2 separate regions of the Homo sapiens genome follow, and region 1 is linked to region 2. A link is an interaction called in ENCODE POLR2A ChIA-PET data of the cell type or tissue named here. Cell type or tissue: MCF 10A. All regions are shown on one strand.

Region 1 (2,500 bases), 54 kb after region 2:
TATTTCTATTGAATAGTGCTGGTCTTAGAAGTAAACTTAGGAGAACATATTATTGATTTTGCAAAGATTTCCTAAAATACAGCAGCAAAAGTACACAACTACAAAGAAGAAAAGATGATAAACTGGACTTGTCAAAATTAAAACCATTTTCTCTTCAAAAGATACCATTAAGAAAATGAAGGCCAGGTGCGGAGGTGCACACCTATAATCCCAGCACTTAGAAGGCCAAGGCGGGCAGATGGCTTGAGCTCAGGAGTTCGAGACCAGGCTGGGCAATATAGCAAGACCCTGACTGTAATTTTTTTAAAAAAGGCTGTAAATACTATTTATTGGTGAGAATGCAGAGAAACTGGAATTTTCATACATGGCTGGTAGGAATACAAGACAGTACAGCCATTTTAAGAAACAGTTTGTTATGAAGTTAAAATATAATTTAGCAATTGCACTCTTAAGTATTTACTAAGGAGGCCAGCCTGGCCAACATGGTGAAATCCCATTTCTACTAAAAAAACACACACATGCACAAAATTAGCTGGGCAGAGTGACACGTGCCTCTGGTCCCAGCTACTCGGGAGGCTGAGGCACAAGAATCGCTTGAACCTGGGAGGCAGAGGTTGCAGTGAGCTGAGATTATGCCACTGTACTCCAGCTTGGGCAACAGGGCAAGACTGTATCTCATTAAAAAGAAAAAGTAATGGGAGGCTGAGGCAAGAGAATAGCTTGAACCTGGGAGGTGGAGGTTATGGTGAGCTGAGATTGCGCCATTGCACTCCAGCCTGGGCAACAAGAGGAAAACTCCGTCTCAAAAAGAAAAAAAAATTACATTTGTACAATGAAATATTATTAGCAATAAAAAGGAACGATCTACTGATACATACAACACGAATAAATCTCAAAAATATTATGCTAAGAGAAAGAAGCCAGACACAGAGACTATACATTACATGATTTCATTTATACTAAATTGTAGAAAGGAATTTCTACAGTGACAGAAAACATCAATGGTTTCCAGGAATGTGAGTGTGGGGGAGGGTACTGACTGCAAATACAAAACAAGGAACTGTATGGGTGATGGAAATACCACTTGGGGATGGTTACAAAACTCTTCCGATTTGTACACTTAAACTTAGTAATTTTATTGTATGTAAAATACACTGTAACAAAGCTGATCAAAACAAATGAAACAACATAAAATGTAGTTTCTGATTCAGCAGGTCTGGTGGGGGGCTCCAGAACTTGCATTCCTAACAATTCTAACATCCTCAGATGATGCTGATTGCTGCTGGTCCTGGGACCTCACTTTGAGAAGCCTTGGTCCAGTGAGAGACATTGACAAAAGGGACCTACAATAAGCCCCTTTTAATATCATCTTAATTAATGTCCATTCTGTACCACTACCTATCTACCTTGAAGATAGATAGCACTCTATCTTCAAGAGCACAGACCATGAAGAAAACACTATTGACTTCTCACATCTCCTGACATACTTCCTGAAAACCCAGTATGAGACAGGCCTAGAACCTTCAGGATGACTTGAAGGTCCTTTGAATGTTACTTAAAGCACCTTAGGTTCAGAAGCAAATGTGGCCAGTTAACATCTCCCATTTCTGAATCTCAGCACTACATTCTTACCATACCAGGATACCTGCTCTGAAACACAGCTCACACCACTGGCCTTTGCTAATATTGTTTTCTTGCTCTGAAGGACCTTTCCCTGATCCCAAACATTGAAATTGCACTTGTTTTTTAAGCCCATCTCAAATGGCATTTCCTCAATGAAACCATATGTATTACTTCCATTTCTATGTTCTCACTGTCGTTCATACTCTCCTTCATTATAGTGCTTATCATATCTGGTCCTACCTATCTTAATAAATGTTTATAGAATATTCCAATTTCTAATTAAAAGAATTATTAATAGTAACGGCTCCTAGAAAACAAATACATTTAGAGATGTGACTCAGAGTAGACATCATATTTTTGTTAGTCCTTTATCTCTTCCAAGGGAGCTTTTTTCTCCCCTTTTATGGTAAGTCTGATTAGTCCTTGTGTTCTAGTGGGGCCAACTCCACCCACAGGACCCACACCTGACCAATCTGAGCCTTTCCTCCTCGTAGTCTCAGTACTGGGTTCTAGGATAAGCATATCACCCAACCTAGACCAACCATGTATCTTCTCCGTGCTCTTGAGCCAGAACCATAGGCAGATAAGCTTATACCTGGAAAAGTCCAATACTATTTATGTTTAATTAAAAATACAAACACAGCGGACAAAGAAAATTATCAGACAGTACTCATTACAATGATCTAGCCCACTGTTTAGTAATCTTTACATCTTACAAATTTGGTTAATCACTGAAGACTGTGAACTCTGATTTGTGTTAGATTAGCCAAAAGGATGCCTTTGTGTCAAATATAGAAAGTTAGAGGACAGAACTCTTTAACCTTCCCCAGGTTCTAATAGCAATGGATGAAACTTACTTAAGGTCAAAAGAAAATGA
Region 2 (2,500 bases):
AAAAAAGAAATATGTTTATCAGAATAACCTGCTAGAATTATAAAGAATTTAAGCAATTTTAAAAGCTTCTCGCTAAAACAATGATTGATTCTAAGGTCTCATATGTCCCCTTTATCAATATATCAAACTTTATTTTGAGATGGGGGCTCACTATGTTGCCCAGGCTGGCCTCAAACTCCTGGCCTCAAGTGATCCTTCCGCCTTAGTCTCTCCAAGTGCTAGGATTACAAGGCATGAGTCAACTGGCCAAATTTTCTTACAAATAGCTGAATGTATTCTATACACATACCAGGAATTTTCAGTTCTGTTGTAAAAGCCAGTTACCCCTTTTTCAAGAACAATTCTCAGTCTCCAGTCTCCCACCACATTGTAAGAAACTAACTCAACAGGAACACAGAGAAGCAACTCTCTCAGACTAAAGCCAAAATTGCTTACAGGTCTCAATCTATGAGGGATTTTTGCAATCCTTGAGTCATGGTTCTTTCATATGCCAATAAGTAATGGTTCCATAGGGCCCGTGTGGTGGCTCACACACGTGTAATCCTAGCACTTTGGAGGCCAAGGCAGGATGACTGTTTGAGCCCAGGAGTTTGAGAACAATCCTGGCAAAATAGTGAGACCTTGTCTCTACAAAAAATAACCAGCCAGGTGTGGTGGTACATGCCTGTTGTCCCAGCTACTCGGGAGGCAGAGGTGGAGGGATCACTTGAGGCTGCAAAGCTCAAGGTTATAGTGAGCAGAGATTGTACCACCATACTCCAGCCCGGTGACAGAGCGAGACACTGTCTCAAACAACCAAAAAAGTAACGGTCCATTAGCTTCAGACAAGATTATATGTTTCCTGCCAGTGGGCAATGTTTACCCCATTTAGCTCTTAGCTCACTGCCAAACCCAAATGACACATGAATTCATCCTCTGAAATAAGGGATGCCAACAGTGATTCAGTCCCAATGGGCAGCCACAGAGGCAGGGCATCCCGGACCTGCCCAGGCAAGCACCTGAGTGCTGCATTTGCTGGAGCAGGAACAAAAGTGTACCCTATGCAGCACTAGTTCCTGCGACCAAGGGAACTCTGACAATTTCCTCTGGGTCCTTTCAACATCTCGCTTAGACAAATACTCCTCGCAAGGGTCTGCAAACTACTCCAGGTTCGTGGCAGCAATCTGGCAGCTTGTATCACCCAACCCACTTGGCCTGAGTGCAGTCAGTGTTCTTCCAGACCAGCCCAGAAAAAAATGAGATACGATTCTGAGAAAAGTCTTAAGACTACACCAGTCAGGCTGGGCGCGGTGGCTCACGCCTGTAATCCCAGCACTTTGGGAGGCCAAGGCAGGCAGATCACGAGGTCAGGAGATCGAGACCATCCTGGCTAACATGGTGAAACCCCGTCTCTACTAAAAATAAAAAAATTAGCCGGGCGTGGTGGCAGGTGCCTGTAGTCTCAGCTACTGGGGAGGCTGAGGCAGGAGAATCACTTGAACCTAGGAGGCGGAGCTTGCAGTGAGCCGAGATCGCACCACTGCACTCCAGCCTGGGCAAGAGAGCGAGACTCCATCTCAAAAAAAAAAAATTAATTAATTAAAAAAAAAAGACTGCACCAGTCACAGCACTATGTCCTAATAAAGAGACACCTGCCAATTATGCTTCAGAAGTCCTGAGTTAGCTCTCCAAAATAAGATCCAGAAAAATATTTTAAAATTTTTGTTACAGAAATCAAGTTCAATTGCATTCACAGTTCCAAAGCAAAGGTCACACTGATCTCTTCAGAATCACCCAGTTTGTGAGGAAAGCAGTGGATTCAGTCAATCAAGATCGCACGCATTTGAGGCCAGGCACGGAGGCTCACACCTATAATCTCAGCAGTTTGGGAAGCTGAGGCGGGAGGATTGCTAGAGCTCAGAAGTTTGAGACCAGCCTGGGCAACACAGTGAGACCCTGTCTTCACAAAAAATGTTTTAAAAATTAGCCAGGCTTGGTGGCATGCGCCTGTAGTCCTAGCTACTCAGAAGGCTGAGGCAGGAGGATCACTTTAGCCCAGAAGGTTGAGGTTACTGTGAGCTATGAGATTGTGCCACTGCACTCTAGCCTGGGTGACAGAGTGAGACCCTGTCTCTAAAAAAAGTAAAAATAAGATTGCATTTCAGGACCAGCAGTGAAGGTCAACAAGGTACTTCCAGTTTTAACATCTTACTCTTCTCTCGCTCATTACAAGGAGCTTAAGTTATTTTCCAAAGTAAAAACGGTCTTTGAGCGTGAGATAAATCATCCTAGGGGTCCTGTCCCTTACCTTTCCCAGGCCTCACCTGCCCCAGTCCTGCTGTTCATGTTCATTAGTTTAGTTTTTTTTTTGAGACGGAGTCTCACTCTGTCGCCCAGGCTGGAGTGCAGTGGCGGGATCTCGGCTCACTGCAAGCTCTGCCTCCCGGGTTCACGCCATTCTCTTGCCTCAGCCTTCCGAGCAGCTGGGACTACAGGTGGCCACCACCACGCCCGGCTAATT

The links. Peaks named below come from ENCODE experiments on the same cell type or tissue, not always from the same donor. Only the 100,000 strongest peaks of a DNase experiment are listed, where the experiment ranks them.
Region 1: POLR2A ChIA-PET joins it to region 2 with 5 read pairs; 10 of 35 experiments call an interaction of 5 or more read pairs at or near these places.

The regions. Positions count from the first base shown.
Region 1 is chr3:48,761,958-48,764,457 of GRCh38, forward strand. All of the region lies in intron 8 of PRKAR2A (protein kinase cAMP-dependent type II regulatory subunit alpha), which reads right to left. Among named protein-coding and RNA genes, the nearest start is that of IP6K2, 46 kb to the left of the region's middle. RefSeq lists a silencer at 1,966-2,166. In MCF 10A, no CTCF peak of the experiment used is centred here; no DNase peak of the experiment used is centred here.
Region 2 is chr3:48,708,279-48,710,778 of GRCh38, forward strand. The region is part of intron 1 of IP6K2 (inositol hexakisphosphate kinase 2); the gene reads right to left. Among named protein-coding and RNA genes, the nearest start is that of IP6K2, 7.7 kb to the right of the region's middle. In MCF 10A, no CTCF peak of the experiment used is centred here; DNase peaks (open chromatin) are centred at 503 and 953.